2 separate regions of the Homo sapiens genome follow, and region 1 is linked to region 2. Evidence: chromatin loops called from intact Hi-C (ENCODE). Cell type or tissue: PC-3. All regions are shown on one strand. Each heading gives the region's core, and the rest is flanking DNA. Links, peaks and the distances in the headings are about the cores only.

Evidence for each region. Hi-C counts contacts between places; a loop is a spot of excess contacts. Peaks named below come from ENCODE experiments on the same cell type or tissue, not always from the same donor. Only the 100,000 strongest peaks of a DNase experiment are listed, where the experiment ranks them.
Region 1: it touches region 2 in a loop (5-fold over the local background); 3 of 110 quality-filtered maps call a loop at or near these places.

Annotation. Positions count from the first base shown.
Region 1 is chr5:173,563,436-173,572,426 of GRCh38, forward strand. No RefSeq gene overlaps it. Among named protein-coding and RNA genes, the nearest start is that of LINC02995, 12 kb to the right of the region's middle. RefSeq lists an enhancer at 5,313-6,512. In PC-3, for the core only: no CTCF peak of the experiment used is centred there; a DNase peak (open chromatin) is centred at 4,286; H3K4me3 peaks cover 511 bases; H3K27ac peaks cover 1,654 bases.
Region 2 is chr5:173,507,841-173,516,647 of GRCh38, forward strand. All of the region lies in intron 14 of LOC105377732 (a long non-coding RNA gene), which reads left to right. Among named protein-coding and RNA genes, the nearest start is that of LINC02995, 67 kb to the right of the region's middle. In PC-3, for the core only: no CTCF peak of the experiment used is centred there; a DNase peak (open chromatin) is centred at 7,871; H3K27ac peaks cover 2,435 bases.

The sequences.
Region 1 (8,991 bases), core at 528-8,527, 55 kb after region 2:
ATAACTCATTCCATCGCCATGACAATCTGATAAGAGATGATTCTTCTTATGCATGCCAGGAACACAAAGGCACAGAAGATGAAGTAACTTGCCCACGGCCACACGGTTGGTAAGTATTGGGGCTAACTTCCACCTGAGCCATTTGGCCCCAGAGCCTGCCTTTCTAGCCACTGGGGTCTCTGTGTCTCCTCCCATCTGGCCAATGCACTTAAGGTCTTCCAGGTTTGACGTGGGTACCAGGATCTGAAGTATCAGCCTTTCAGTGTTAGCACAAAGCAGGCAGAAAACTCATGCGATTGTTAAAAGTGAGGCTTCTGGGGCCAGTCAGGTCTGGGTGTGAATGTCCGTCATTTACTGACCCTGAGGAACTTATTTTCCCCCTTCTCAGCCTTGGTCCCCTCCTCTGTGAAGTGAGAATAATAATGGTATTGACCTCAGAGAGTTGTTGTGAGGAGGAAGTGAAGTAATGCGTGCAAAGTGCTCAATAGATATTATTTGTTATCATTATTATTCTTAAAGAGCAAAGATTGCAATGTCTCTCAATCGGACTCTCACTCCACTCAATTCCCCAGAAGGTAGTGTGCTGGAAAGGTAGGAATTGTGAAAGGGGTTTGAGAATCAACTATGATAAAGTAGAGCTTGTGGAGTCTTTGGAGAAAGGCTCTCTTGCTTTCAGAAGTCCAGAGTAGTTCAGGGCATTATCCAAATCCCATGATGTTAGGGGTACTTGGTGGCCAATAAAACCACCCCCATTCTTCTGGCCCAATGGGCTCTGTCTTAATCTTCATGACTCCAGGGCCCCAGGGCTCAGGGCTACAGGAAGGAAAAGTACTCCAGGCTGAAGATGGGACTCATAAAGAAGCTTCCTGTCTCCCAAGGCCATCTCAAACTTCACTCAGAGGATGCTGGGGGTAGCTTTAATTGGCCCTCCTCGCCACACGCGGTGCAAACAGCCCTGGAATGTTTCCTTAGATGAGGCCGTCTCTGACTTACAGGAATAAAGAGTCACCTTTAATTCCTGGGTCCAGAAGGAGCCCAAATGAATTTAGAACAACTAAAGACTCAGTTCAGAGGGACACTGAAAAAAGCAACCAATAATTACAGCTTGGGAGCCATGAAGTAGCCCAAAGAGACCGAGGTCTGTCCATAGGAGACCAAAGAAAGAATTTTGTTTACCAATTTTTCATTTATACTCCACCTACTTCCCAAAAGAATTTGGGGTGGCTGACAGGAGAAAGCAAACAAGAATCCCGGCTCTAAGACTTTACCCACTGGTAAAGCTCCTGAGATGGATCTAATAAAGTGGGTTATTTTGCCACGAGAAAAAAGAGACAGATCATGGAACCAAACAAGTCACATGGAGGGACCAGCTACTCATTTGCATGACGCACATTGAGAAGAGAAACCATTGTGAACACTTCTTTTTCTAGCATCATCAAAGAATGAAATTTTTCATTCAACCTTGCCATCTTTAAATGACTGATTCCTCTCTGTTCTGGGCTCCGAAATACTACCGTTAGAATTCTTAGTGCAAACGCGACACAAGTAATTGCATCGATTTATCAGGTGGCTTCCATTGTGGCCGTTGGTGCAGGACTGGATGCTGGTTTGGGGTAGAGGAAGCGAACATCTAGATTCTCCAGACTTCTAGGGAAAGAAAGGATGGGCAGGCATGGGGTACAGGTGGGGTTGGTCTGACTGCAGAGTGGGGAACATGGAGAAAATAGAAGGTGGGCAAATGCATGGCAGCAAGAAACTGACATTTTTTGAGCATCTATTTTATGTTTAGGCCTTTCCAATGTTACCTCTACAACAACCCTGTGAGAATGGCATTTTTACTCCTAATCATACGAAGGAGGAAACTGAGGCTCAGAGAAGTGCAGTGATGGACCTAACTCACTCAGGAGAGAAGCAAGTTCTGACTTGTTCACAATGAGATCCAGCTCCAACCGATTTAAAATCGTGGGGAGCATGACACTTCTTGGCTGCTGTGGCATCCTGGAAGTCCAGACCTGAGGGTGCTTTAGGGATTCTCTTAGTACAACCTTCTCCTTTGACAGATAAGGAAGCAAAAGCTCAAGGGCCTGAGGCCTCTTGCCTACTTTGTGATAGCAGAGGCTCAACTTGAAAGTCAGCTTTAAATTCCAGGGTCCTGCTGCTTTCTGGATGGCCACCATGACACCACCTCACACAAACCTCCCTAAAATTCTCCCAGCCCGCAACCATTTTCAAAAATGGAAAGTTTCAGCAGCCACACCTGCTGGGAAGTGGAGTCTATTTTGTGCTGGAAGCCACTATATTTACCATACCTGACCTTGGTCTACATCAGACAACATTCTTCAGGATCTAGAGACCGTTACAACCAGCCTTCAAGGGGGCAGACGTGCTTCATTGTGTCAAGTATTTGCAGGCATAAGTGGCCTGGGGCTTGGAAATATTTTCAGCATAGTATGCTTTTTGTTGTTTATGGGATTGGATATTTTAGGTAAATATCAGCATGCATTCCAATGCAAACACAGACTTGCCTATAGCACAGGCAAGGACATTAAAATTAACATCACATTCACTAGTGTTTGTTCTATTGACAAACACTGCCCAATTTAGGTAGTTGGGATATTAGAAAGCAACTAGTTTAACAGCCACTGTGGTGTATATTAAATGCAGTTAGGTCAAGGGCATGTAACTAGTTTTTGGTGGGCGGTGGGAGGACCCATCCATGTAGGTGTTCAGAACTATGCAACTAATGAGCATATAATAGCAGCCAAGAGCTGCCATTCTCTGAGTGTCTTGCCTGTTCTGGGCACTTCTTCCCCTACAAGCTATCATTTATTTTTATTTTTATTTATTTATATATTTTTTTGAGATGGAGTTTTGCTCTTGTCGCTCAGGCTGGAGTGCAATGACGTGATCTTGGCTCACTGCAACCTCCATCTCCTGGGTTCAAGCGATTCTCCTGCCTCAGCCTCCTAAGTAGCTGGGATTACAGGCACCCACCACCACACCCAGCTAATTTTTGTATTTGTAGTAGAGACTGGGTTTCACCACATTGGCCAGACTGGTCTTGAACTCCTGACTTCAAGTGATCCACCCGCCTCGGCCTCCCAAAGTGCTGGGATTACAGGCATGAGCCACCACGCCCGGCCCAAGCTATCATTTAATGGGAGATAGTCAGATTGCCTGGGTTCGCCTCTCGCTGTGCCATTTACCAACTGTGTAGCCCGGGGCAGTTTACTGATCCTCTCTGTCCCTCTGCTTTCCTCATCTGTAAAATGGGGATGAATCGTGGTCCCTGCACTCATGGCAGAGTTGTGAGGGTGAAGTAGATTCTCCTTCTGAGGCACTGGTGCAGGAGTTGGCTTATAGGAAGCACTCAGCACGCATCCGCGCTTGTTCCTACCTTGTGACTTTCATAACTATGCCATATATGTTTTCTTTGACTCATTTAATAAGTGTATGCTATGGGCTGGCAAAGGGTTGACACACCACCCAAAGCCACATGGCTAGATTGAGGCAGAGCTGGGACTTGATCTCAGACCTTTGTAACTGTGAAACTAAACCCAATGAAGAAGCAGAGCAGGCCCACCTGTGATTTCAGGCAGGTAGATGGGGGACCCAGGAAAAGTGGCTTTGAGCACTCACCTGTTTTTTGTCCTGGGGTTGTGGGAGACAAATTTAATGAGAAGAAATACTGTTGGCCCCAGGGGAACTCCACTTTGGAAAAAAACTACTCTTGTGGCTAGGAAAACACCTCCATGTGCTCATTTGACTTGGAAAGTGAGGCCCTCTGGGCAAAGCTGATGACATGGACCACGTGGCTCCTTCATATAGCAAATATTTTGTAAAATCCCCTTACCATCTTGCCACTAAATAAAATGTATTTATACATATAATCCCTTCCCAAATTCATATAATTCCCAGGTTGTAATAGGAAAGAGACATTAAAGTAAGGTGATTTATCATAAAATAATATGTGTGCCAATACCTAGGCACTGGGCAGGACCACCTGAGAGGGTATATTTAAAGTGATCAGATACATGCTCCAAGTTACAAAGAATGTGTTGGGATTGAAGAGAAGTTAGACACAAATCAGTTGAAGATTGTTGCATCTTTTCCTTAATAGTTAACAGTTTGAGAGCCAGTGAAGTGTGTGTGCACATAAAGCACAGAATTCCCTAGGATGCGGCCGGGCACAGGCATGTTATTGGGGACTCATGTGCCTCGGGCAGCTTCCTTGTCAGTGGTATTTTTTCTGAAATGGTGATTCAAATCTTGGTAAAGTTCCAAATAAAACAAAATGTGATCTTCTCTAAATTTACACAGGAGTTACATTCTGGGAAACTCAGTGTGTATTAAACAGTGCAAAAACGACTTGGTGTTTATGTGTAAGGCTGAGTTGGACTCTAGTCAGACAATTATAAACAGGTTTCTCACCTACATGGGTGTCCGATGGATCATTCAAAAGTATTTGGGAGATGGATTGCACATCAAAATACGAAAGGTAAAATTATGACGTTTGCAACGTTTCTAGAAAGACACAAAGGAGTAGGCAAAGATGACTTAGACAGGACTAAAACTTATTAACCATAAAGAAATGGTTGATGGATTTTATTACTTGAAAATTGACCCATCAAATGACACTCTTATGAGAGTGAAAAGACAAGTCACAGAATGAGAGAAAGTATTTGCAAACCATATATTCATCAAAGAAGTCATAGCCAGAAGAGAGCTACAAATTAGTAAGAGAAAAAGCCTACAACTCAATAGAGAACTGGCCAGAAGACTTGAGTAGGCCCTTTGCAAAGGTTGATATCTGAATGGCCAATGAACATAAGGTGATACCACAGCATAGTTTCCAAAATGGCTAAAATAAAACAGGCAAATAATACTAAGTGTTGACGAGGAAGTGGAGCAATGGGAATTCTCATATTGTGCAAGTGGGAATGTCAAATGACTAAACTTTGGAAAATTCTTTGCAGTATCTACTAAGGTTGCACCTATGCCTGTCCCATGATCTGGCTATTTATTCTTAGGTATATTCCCAGAAGAAATGTGTACATCTGTGCATCAAGAAACATGTGAAAATGTTCAAGGCAGCATTGTTTATAATAACTTCAAGCTGGAAACAACCCATGTGTCCATCAAGAACTATACGCAGCAACATGAAGAATCCACAAACATGAAAATGAGTGAAAGAAGCCAGATGCAAAAAAGGGCACACAGCGTGATTCCATTTATGAGAGGTTTAAAAACAAGCAAAACAAATTGCAGTGCCTAAAAGAGCAGCAGATGTACACAATTGTGCTGATTTTTCTCTCATTTAAAACGGTTCCACAAGTAGTTAGTCCAGGGCTGGTGTCATGGCTCCATGGTCACTGGGGCATTGTGTTCCTCCACGATTTCTGCTTCACCAGGCTTAGCCTTTGCTTCCATCCTCTAGTTTGCCTCATGGCTCAAGATGGCTGCTAGAGCTCCAGCTGTCTCTTATGCATTCCTGGCTGTAGAATGGAGGAAGGAGGAAAGGGTAACGGGACGCTTTACTGGCTATTCTTGTTTAAAGGAGCATCCTTGATCATACTTAATGAGAATCTGGAGTAATTTTCAGGAGATCTCAGAGAGGGTACAAGAGCAACAGGGCCTTGCAAATACAGAAAAGTAGCCTTCCAGGCAATTATAATAGATCTGGGCAGGCATTTTGCAAAGACTATTGCAGGAAAATGGAGCTTATTTAGAAATCGATAGTTGAGTACTCTGTGATTTTAAAATGAGCACAAGGAGACACTGTTGATGCCCAGAATCCTCTACAATTAGCAGCAAGAGCTCTGGAAAACCCAGGGAGGGGGTAGAGGGAAGAAGGTTAGGTTCAGTTGAATCTGGATGCTGGAAGAGAAAGAGGATCCAGCCAGATCCAAACAGACAGCATCCTCAGATGCACCTGCCCAGGGGGCCCCCCACTCCTTAGCAATGAGGGTCTGGTGTGAATGCTGGTTCACTGACACGTGACAAGCACACCTGTGTCCCAGCCATCCCACCCAGGCACCAGGTAAACATCTTCCCAGAGGGCTGACAGGCCACTGAGCCCGTTCCCAGGATACTCCGGACTCTCCCCAGGGCAGTAGCCTCGTTACAGAATTCTATCTGTAAATTTAATCAGTGCAAAACCATATCCATGGTTTTGTGGCGGGATGTAAAGATGACAGCCTTCCTCCTGTGGGGTTGAGACATTCTGGAGCTTCGTGAAAATTCACCATCTGGCTTCTTCCTGGCTGAGCATGGGGACAACCTTCCCATCCAGATGTCCCCATGAGGCAGCACGTTGCCACAGGTACTTGGGTTGGATCTAGCCCCGCTGCTGAGCTTCCTGGGCAAGCCCGGGCAAGTCAGCCAGCACCGTGGGCCTCAGATCCCCCTTTTAAAAGGTGAAGAGGAGAGTACCTGCATCACAGAGCTGTCACAAGGATCAGAGGTATATGTGACAGGAGGAATCGCATGCAGCACTGGACATTAAATGGCGCTATCATGGTGTGGCAGCACACTTCTGAGGCTTCTGGAGTTGTCGTGTTTTGTTAATAATTTATTCAGCTCTCATTCACATACCATACAATTCACCCCCTTAAAGTGTACAATTTGGTGACCTTTAGTGTATTCAGAGCTGCGCAGCCATCATCAGAATCAACTCTAGAACATTTTCATGACCCTGGGCAGAAACCCTGCACTTCACAGCCACCAGCCCCAGCCCCTCCATCCCCCAACCCCAGCCCCCCAAGTTCCTCTGTTCGGTGAATATCTTCTGAATATCTGAATGCCAGCAGTGTTCTTGGTGCTGGTGGGAAGCTCTGTCCCTGCAAATGCAGGGCACGGGCAGGAGTACAAAGAGGGGACCACATATCACAGGTCTCAACAGTTCAGAGTTCAAATCGAGCTAACAGCTGTTAAGTAAAATAGGTCTTAAGGGCTCCCTTAACAAATGTGCCTTTCCAACCATCGGGAAGGCCAGGTTCAAATTCCAAGTTGTTAGACGTCTTGAATCTCTGGTTGGAACGTGGCCCCGTGGGGAGGGTCATCTCGGCCAAGGGCAGCCCACTTCTCTTCTCATGCTGGCTGCATCACATGCTGTGAGGGACCCTTGCATGGTGTGTGACACCCAGGCTCTGTTTTTACCTGCTGTGAACACCCATCCTTGGCCAGGCGGCAGAACAAACCTGGGGCACATCCGATCCTGCGGTCCCTGGAAATAGGCTTGAGCCTTTGGGGGTCTAGGATGAGCTCCTCCAAAACCCTGGGTCCATTTAGATTTGGGGATGACTTGGGGTTATTTGCCCATTCAGCCTCTGCCCTCCGCTAACCCTGGAGGTGAAGGGCTGGGGCGGGTCAGGGACACACGTGATGCGGGGAACCTGCCCCAGAACAGGGTCAGCTGCAGTTGTGCAGCTCCTGGCCCAGTCGCCTTCCTTCGTGACATGCCACCTGCGGCCTCGGCTCTCCTGCACACCTCCTTTCCTTCCTGTCCCGTGAGGCCCTCACGGCCGTCCTTCCGTGACTGCATCATGACCCTGAATTCTGCTCTTGGACCCCAGGGCGTGCAGGCCTTTTGTAGAATACTCCAGACAGAGGAACTTCCAGATCAAGTGTTGAAACTCAAATTAGCCATAGCTCAGACGAACATGGAGGAGTGGGAAGACCTCAGCCCCTATGTAGGCAGAAAGACCTGGGTTTGGGGAGGTCACTGGTACCTCATACCTGGGCAACCTAGCATGGGCTCTTCATTTCTGAGAACTCTTTTCCCTACATGTTCTTCCTCCATAGGCTTGTAGAGGGGATTAAAACAGGGTGACCCCTGCAACCGCTTAGCCCAAAAGCCCAAAGCTGCTTCTCCCTACAACCTTCTCTTTAGTTTTCGTTTTCAGATTTTTCCTGATTATCCCCAATTTTATGAATAATAATTATAACACTTATTTGCTAGACACTGTACTAAGTACTTTATACATGTCTACTCTTTAAATACTTACCTTGACTTTTTTGCAGATAATCAAGTCAATGTGTAGGTACACTTTTGAAATTAGTAAGTGCCATGGTTTGGATGTCTGTCCCCTCCAGACCCCATGTTGAAATTTGATCCCCAATATTGGAGGTGGGGTGAATGGGAGGAGTTTAGGTCATGGGGGCAGATCCCTCTTGAATAGATTAATGCCCTCCCTTGGAGTGAATTCTTGCTTGGCTAATTCCTTCTAGAACTGGTTGTTAAAGAGCCTGGCATCCGGCTCCCCACTCACTTCCTCTCTCACTACGTTTTCTCTGCATACCAACTCCCCTTCACCTTCCGCCATGAATGGAAGGAGCCCATGGCCCTCCCCAGATGCAGATGCCCAACTGTGAACTTCTCCAGACATCAGAATCATGAGCCGAAGAAAGCTTTTTTCTTGGTAAATACCCAGGCTCAGGTATCACTCTACAGCAATACAACATGGACTAAGACAGTCAGTGTGCTCATGCAAATAGCATATCAACAGCCACCTGTGCACTTGATAAAAATGCACATTCTCAGGCTTCAGCCCACACCTGCTGAATCAGAAACTCTGAGGTGGGCCCAGCAATCTCTGTGCCCACATGACCTTCAGGTGACTCTGATATGCACCCAAGTTTAAGAACTATGGCCTAGTTTCCCCGTGTACTCAGCTACCCTATGTGATTAATACAGGCTGAGTATACCTTATCTGAAAGGCTTGGGACCTGAAGTGTTTCAGGCTTTGGATTTTCAGATTAGGGATGCTCAACCTGTAATTACTACTAATAATAGTAAACGCTTATTTGGCTCTTGCTATGTGCCAGGGGCTCTGCTAAGTGCTTTGACATGGAGTGTCTTCCTCATTCTCAAAGCATTTGATGAGGCTATTAAAGTCCTCATTTTACAAGCAAGAGAACAGGCACAGAAAGGTTGGGTGACTGTTTAAGGTCACACAGCCTCAAGCATATGCCTCCTTTTCCACAGTGGTT
Region 2 (8,807 bases), core at 808-8,807:
GCCCCATGTCCCCTACCCAGGCATTACCCTCCCCACTATTCTCTCGGATTTACCCCCAAAAATTGGTTCTGTCTGGTTTTGAACTTTAATAGAATCATACAATATGTGTACTTCTGTGTTTAACTTCTTTTGCTCAACCTTAGTTTGTGAAATTCATCCGGGATGTTGTGTGAGGTTATACGTTATACGTTCTCATTGCTGTATATTATTCAAATGTTTGAATATAACACAATTTATTTTTCCATTCTATTTTTGATGGGTATCATTAAATTTATTTCTAGATGTGTTCTTCCATTGATTTAAGTCTTTATTAATTTTTCTCATTAATGTTTGTATGTGTAGAGGTCCTACACATTACTTGTTAGATTTATTCCTATATGTTTTCAATGCAAATATAACATTATGCCAATAGTTGTTAGCTATTATGAATAGTGCTGTTAGGAATATTTTTGTATATGGCTTTTGAGGATATATGTGTGTGTGTCTGTGTGTGTATATGATATATATATATCATATACACACATGTATATATATCATGTGTATGTATCTCATATATGTATATGTGTATATATATCATATGTATATATATCATATACACACACAGACACACACACATATCTTGGAGTGGAATTTCTGTGTCATAGAGTATATGTATATGTATATATTCAACTTTAGTTGATATCACTAATTTTCCAAAGTGGTTGTCTGGTGATATACCTACTTCAGTGAATAGTATTATGGAGATTTTAAAAATTACAGCCATTTTGATGAGTGAGCATTGGAGTTGATATTTTCACTGTGGTTTTAATTTGCATTCTCTGATGGCTAATGAGGTTGAGCACCTTTTTATATTGGCTATTAAGATATCTTCTTTTGAGAAGTGCTTAATTCACGTCTTTTGTTCATTTTTCTGTTGGGTCGTTTTCATTTTCTTATATATTGCATATGTGTGTATTAGCTGAAGGACTCAAATATAGAATATATAAAATTTCCTGCAAGACAATAATATATATTGACATATATATGACACATATATCTCTTCTTACTTTGATTTGTCTTTTCAGTCTCTGAATGCTGTTTATATAAATGTGAGTTTTTAATTTTAATAGTTCCAGTTTATCAATTATTTCTTAAATGGTTAATGCTTGTGTGTGTGTGTGTGTGTGTGTGTGTGTGTGTGTGCAGGTGTCTAAGAAATCTTCGGTTGTAAAGATCTTCTCCTATATTTTCTTCTAGAAGGTTTATAATTATACTTTTTGCAGTTAGATCTGCATCTGGAATTGTGTGGTGTGAATCAGGGGTCAAAATTTATTTTTTCCATATGGATATCTAATTGACTCAATATGATTATTAAGTCAGACCGTTGTTCTCTCCCTCCTCCACTGTACTTCAGTGGCACCTTTGTCATAAATCAGGTGACTGCATAGTATGGGTCTTTTTTTTGACCTCAGTATTGTATTTCATGGATCTATTTTTATATCCTTTAGCTATTAACATACCGCGTTTGCAATAGGTCTTGTTATTTGATGGTTGAAGACTCCCAGCTTTGTTCTTTCTCTTCAGAATTGCTTTGGCATTTATGTCCTATTTCAGTATGAATTTAATAGTTGACTCATTAAGTTCCACAAAAAAAACCTTTCAGGATGTTGGTTTGAATTGCATTGAATCTATATTTAACTTTGAGTTAAATTGATATCTTTACAGTATTGAGTCTTCTAATCCATGAATATGGTATGTTCCTTGATTTATTTAGATCTCCATTTATTTCACTAATGTTTGTTTTATGCTAATATAAACAATATTCTTTTAAAGTTTGTCAGTTTTTTGCATTTATATGGAAATACGATTGAGTTTTACATACAATTGACCTTCTTATCCAATGACCTTCCAAAATTCACTTATTAATGATAATAGTTTTTCTTTAGGTCCTTTTGTATTTACTGTGAACAAAGTAATTTTTTTTTGCAAATAATGATTTTTTCCCCAAATTTTATATCTTTTTATCCCCTCTTTCCTTTTATTTTTGCACTGGCTAGAAACTGTGGTTCAATATTTAATAGAAGTGGTGAAAACAGGCATTCTTGCTCATTCTCATTCTCAGGCAGAAAGCTTTCAATATTTGCCGTTAAGTATAATACTTTCTGTAGGGCTTTTTTTTTTTCTTAAACACTCTTTATGGGACTAAAGAGGTTCCCTTTTGTTCCTGTCTGCAGAGGGGATTTCAAGTTTTTTAAAATCATAAACGTGTGTTGAATTTTATCAAAAGCTATTTCTGTGTCTACTGAGATGGTCAGATGATTTTCTTTTTATTCTGTTAATGTAAATTATAGTAATTTTAAAATATGAAGCCAACCTTTCATTCTGGGAACAAATGCAACTTTCTCATTCTTCATTATTATTTTTATATTTTACTAAATCCAATTTGCTAGTTTGGTATTTTTGCATCTCTGTTCATAGGACTGATTGGCCCATAATTTTGCTTTATGTCAAGGTCAGTTTTTGATGTCAAGATTACAATGGCCTAATTAAACAAAATAGAAAATATTTTTTCTAGTCTACGCAAATGTTTATATAAGTTTGGTGTGATTTCTTCCATAAATATTTGGAGAAATTCATTTGTAATTTATTTGGAGGAAAGCCATCTATGTCTAGAGATTTCTTTGTTATCTTCAGCTTTAATATCTCTAATAGAAATAGGACTATTTCAGATTTTCTATTTCTTCTTACATCAGCTTTTGTTAATTTTGTTTTTCTAAGGATTTTCCATTTTATCTAAAATTTTTAATTTATTAACATTCAATTGTTAATAGTAAGTTGTAACTATATTTTTAACATGTGCAGGATATGGAATGATGTTTTCTTTTTCATCAAAACTGGTAATTTTTGTCTCCTCTATTACTTTGCTATTACTTTGTTATAAGACTTCCCAGAAAGCTAACATTTATTTTACTTTTATGAGTGCCAACTTTTGGACATATTGATTTTCTATCTTGAATGTCTGTTTTGTATTTTATTAATTTGTGCTACTAGTTTTTTTTCTTTTTTCTGGTTTCCTTAGACATAATTTTCTATTCTTTTTTTTGACATAGATAACTAGCTTACTGATTTACATATTTTTTCTTTTAAATTTATGTATTTAAGGCTATAATTTCTCTCTAAGCAGAGGTTTAACCACATCCTCCATATTTTGATATGTCATATTTTCATTATCATTTAGTTAATGATATTTTCCAGTTTCCACTGAAATTTTTTCTTTGACCCATTTAAAAATATATTGCTTAATTTCCAAGTATTTGAAGAATTCCTACTTATTTTGTTATTGATTTCCAACTTAATTCTTCCATGGTCAGAGAACATATTTTGTATGATTTCAATCCTTTGAAGTTTGTTGAAACTTCGTTTATGGCCAGCATAAACGTTCCATGTACACTTGAAAAAACAGTATACTTTTTTGGACACAGTGTTCTGTACATGTCAATATATCAAATTTGTTAATTGTGTTGTTTAGATCTTACATATTCTTACTGATTTTTTTCTTTCTTGTTATATATTTTATTGAGAAAAGTTTGTTAAAGTCTCTCATTATTATGAGTGTGGATTTGCCTAGACTTTCTTATAATTCTGTCAACTTTTGTTTTTTATATTTTGAAGTTGTGTTTTTTACATACATATAAATTGAGAATTTCTTGGGGGATTAACGCTTTTATTGTTATGAAACTTGAAACTTTTGATCTTAATCAGGCTTTTTGCCTTAAGTCTATTTTGCTACCAGTATACCTATACCAGCTTTCTTTTGGATATTGTTTGCATGGTAAATCTTATATCATCTCTTAATTTTTAATTACTTTATATCCTTATATTTGAGGTGTATCTCTAGTAAACAGCATATAGTTAGATTTTGTTTTTTAATCTAGTTTGATAATTATAGATGTTTAATTGAACTATTTAATCGATTTACATTTAATGCGATTACTGATATATTTGGGTGTGTATCTACCATCATGCTATTTGGCCAAACTACTGCATCATAAATGGAAATGAGTCAGTCCCTCCTTCCGGTCCCACTTTCTTCACTCTCCTCTATCTCGTTCCTTTTCCTGCCTCATTGGCTTCTTCTTACCTTAGTTTGTTTTTTTTTTCTTTTTTGCTGTGCCTCTCTCTTTTCCTGGACTTCTAAATATTGAAGTTTCCTCTCAGTCCTCACAATTATTTCTTCTTCACTCACTCTTTAAGTGATCTCACCCCTTCTTAAGGATTTAAATAGGCTGCCAACTCCCAAGGTGATGGCTCCACCCTGGACCTCTTCCCAGAATTTCAGATACATATAGCCACCACCATACAGCGCCATTTTGGGAAGCCTACGTCCACAGGCATCTCAAACTAATGTTTCAAAAACAGAGGTCTTAGCATAGTGAGAGCTTCTGTGTTCTTCCTGAAGTCTTCCCCATCTCAAGAAGGAGCAACTCCGTTTTCCCACTCATCAGGCCAAAACTTTAAGGTCATTTTTGATTACTCTTTTTTACTCTTACAGCAACATCCAATCCATCAGGAAGACTTGTTTATGCTATCTTCAGAATATATTCGTAATATGACCACTTTCCACCACTTCCTTTGCTGTTGGCTTGAGCCTAGCCACTGCCATCTCTCACCTGCTGTATTGCAGTGGCTTCCTAACTGGCAACTTTGCCTCCAGTCTAGCTTCCGTGCAGCCTTTTTTCCACACAGCTGCTGAAATGTTCTTTAAAGGACATATGGCACAAGGCATCACTTCTATGCTCAACACAGAAATGGCTTTCTATCTCAATCAAAGTAAAGGCTGAAGTCTCTACAATGGCCTATGGAGCCCTGATTGATCTAGCTTTGTGCTACCTTTCTGATCTTAGCATCTGCCCATCCCCCATTCACCCTGCTTAAGCCAACTGCTCTCCTTGCGATTCCTCATAAACACCAAGCATACTGTCACCTCAGGGCCCTTGACCATGCTGTGCCTCCTCCTCCTTCATATCTTTGCATGACACACTCACTCACTTCCTTCAGGTGTCTGTTCTAATGTCCCAGTCTGAACCATCTTATATAAAATATCAAAGCTCCTTTCCTCCGTGGCTCTCGTCTGTTTTGCTCTGTGTGATTTTCCCCCAAAACCCTATCAACCCCTGGTATATTACATGCTCATTGATTGATTTATTTACACTGTTGCCCTTCAGCATAAGCTCTGAGTCACATAAACTTTGTTTTATTCACTGATGTATCTCCAGAACCTAGGTCAATATCTGGCATATAGTTAGCCACCAATAAATATCTATTAAATAAACAAAAGGCATTTTTACAGCAATCCTGTGATATTGACAGGGAAGGTGCTGTTTTCTGCTTCCTGAAGAGGAAGCCGAAACTCAGAGCCTTGACTGATTTATAGAAACCACACATCTGTTAAGTGGCTTAGCTGGAAGTCAAACAAATCTTTTCAGCTCAGTTACGGGCTCATTTCACAGCTACACATTTCTCAGCCATGGTGGATTCCACATTGATAGCCAATGATGACAAAAATTGTAAAGTGAGGATCAGGCAGACTCTGACATTTCTTTTGTTCCAGTTTCCACATAGATCAGCAATCCCTAAAAAGAAAAAAAAATTAAAGACCTTTCAATGTATGTGGTTTCTTCAGAGTTTGCTATGGTTAAAAAAACAAGTGGGATCTGAGTGAATGAGTTAGGAAGAGCTGAGCTTTGTGGTCAGGGATGCCCTCCCAGGGTTCTGGGAGGTGTCATCATATATAACAAATCAACAGGGAATATTTTTTTACCCCAATATCAAATATGACCTTTTTAAGATTCTGAGATAAAAGAAAAATTTATACAGTCATTTAGAAAATATTTATTGGGTTACTTGTGATGTATCAGGAATACTGTGCTAAGCACTGGGAATAGAGTGCTGAGCAAAACAGACAGGGCCTTGCCCTCCTCTAGTGGAGAAAAATAAAGTCTAAGTGAGTTATCACTGGATGAATGAATTTCAAAAGAACATGGCATTTGCTGTGGAAAGCACATTCAATAATTTCTCAGATTACTTCCTTGTTAAGATAAAGGACTTCTATTTAGAGGCCAGAATTAGGAAACCATATGGTATGTCAGGTTGGAGACATAGCTAGATATACACATGCGAAGTCACAGAAAAAGAAGGTTAGAAAAGGATATCAGGGCTGGGCGTGGTGGCTCATGCCTGTAATCCTAGCACTTTGGGAGGCTGAGGTGGGTGGATCACCTGAAGTCAAGAGTTCGAGACCAGTCTGGCCAACATAGTGAACCCCCATCTCTACTAAAAATACAAAAATTAGCCGGGCGTGGTGGCATGCACCTGTAATCCCAGCTACTCAGGAAGCTGAGGCAGGAGAATTGCTTGAACCCAGGAGGCAGAAGTTGCAGTGAGCCGAGATCATGTCACTGCACTCCAGCCTGAGCAACAGAGTGAGACTCTGTCTAAAAAAAAAAAAAAAAGGAAAAGAAAAGGATATCAGTGAGAGACATGCACAGTAACTGGTATTTGGCAGGTCTAGTTAAAAAAATCCAGGTGAACTATCATCTTCTAGCTATCTAGAAAAATCCATCCTTCTTTCCTTGTGCTTGGGATATAAACTACATTTCTTAGCTTCCTTTGCAGTAAGATATGGTCATGTGCATGAGTTCTAACCAATAGAATGTGAGGGGAGGTGATGAGTGCAACTTCAGGTCTGGACCTTAAAACCTCTTGTGAGAACTTTTTAATATGGCAGAACTGCCACTAGCCTGGCTCCCAGAATGACTGTATGGAGTAGAGTTGTTGCTGACCTGAATCCCTGCTACCCAGAAAGGCTTACATTTAGAAATTTGGAAGTTTTGAAATTCTTTTTAAAAATTCCATAGACTTTTTGGAGTCTATGAAAGAGACTCTTGGTATGCACTAAATACTATGAGCTCCTCTACATTTCCCAGCCTCCCTTGCAGTTAAGCTGGTCAGGTGACTCAGTTCGGGCAAATAGGTCGTGGGAAAAAAGACAGATGATACTTCAAAGCCTATGCCATAAAAGTCTCCTATGTAAAGCCATTTATTCTCTAGCCAGTTGGTACCAGGGCAAGTCTGAAGCCACAAGATGGCAGAGACACAATGTGAAGGGAGTCTGTGTCCCTGGATTAGTGCTTGGAGAAGAGCCACTTAGGAATACAACATCAGGCTTTTCATAAAGATAAATCAGTTTTTATTAGTTTTAGCTTCTGATATTTAAGGTTATTTCTAATGCAGTTAGCCCACCGTGACTAATACGAGGTCTATTTACTGCTGCATATTAGCCTACTTTAACTAATGCACCGAGTGTTCAAATAGACCCAACACCAAAATTTGAGAGCATTAGCTCTGACACTGCACTGAACAGGTACCAGCCATTTTACAAGAACCAAGAGAGAAGAGGTGAGGCCTGTTTTGTTCTACAGTGTCCCCAGTGCCTAGCATGGCACCTAGCACTGTAGTAGGTGCTCAAATGTGTATATTGAAATGATCATGACCAAATGTCCATTTTTCCTTTTTGACATAGAAAACCCCAAATCCAATTCTAAGTTTCACAATCTTAATTAGAATAATTATAACATGTGACTTTTAAAGAAAGATGTAAAATCTTTGGAGTCAGATAATCCTTACTCTGTTTGCCACCTTAAAAGCATGTCATCTTCTGGACCTGAAGTCTGATTTGCCAAACAGAGGTGCTGCTTCCTGTGTTTCAGAGGCACGGTAAGGACTGCATGAGGTGATTAAGGTCCTGTAAAGAATCTAGCTCTGTCTCTGCCACCAAGATGGTTTTGATTAAATGTTTGTTTACTCATGGTACTGACAAAATGTATCATTAAATGCCTTGAGTAGACCCAGGATGACTAATGAAGGGCTTACATGATAGGTCCTATGAAGAAAGACCAAAAAGTTACTCAAGACATTCCACTAGCTTAGAGGAGGCTCATTCCACAGCAGCACATGAAAAGCAACACATAAACAAACAACACTTGTTTTTAAGCATGTGAAAGGGTCCACCATTTATTTTACAAGAGGATAATGAGGGACAACCTGGAGCTGTGAAAAGAGATGGTTTTGGAGGCAAACCTAGGTTTGAATCTTGTTCATTTAATACTCAACCAGTCTTTATTAAGGGCTTCCTCTGTGCCAGCAACTGTTCTAGGCACCCAGGATCCAGGCTTGAAAAAGACAAAGGGTCTGCTCTCCTGATGCTTTCATTTTAGCGCAGGGGATCAACAATAAACAGCTAAACAAAGAAATAAATATGATCACATCTGTGCTATGAAGAAAAGTAACTAGCTTATTAACTGAGAATTTGTCCAAGTTATGTTTACCGCCATGAGCCTCATTTTTCCTCTGTAAAATAAGAAACAAGTCTCTGTTTTCCTTGTTGTAGATTAAAATGTTATATGTAGAGCACCTTACAGTTAATGAAGAGTCTCTTGCCAGGCGCAGTGGCTCACGCCTGTAATCCCAGCACTTTGGGAGGCTGAGGCGGGTGGATCATGAGGTCAGGAGATCGAGACCATCCTGGTTAACACCACGAAACCCTGTCTCTACTAAAAATACAAAAAAATTAGCTGGGCGTGGTGGCAGGCACTTGTAGTCCCAGCTATTCGGAAGGCTGAGGCAGGAGAATAGCGTGAACCCGGGAGGCGGAGCTTGCAGTGAGCCGAGATTGCACCACCACACTCCAGCCTGGGCGACAGAGCGAGACTCCGTCTCAAAAAAAAAAAAAAAAAAAAAAAGAGTCTCTTGTAGTTACTGTTGTTACA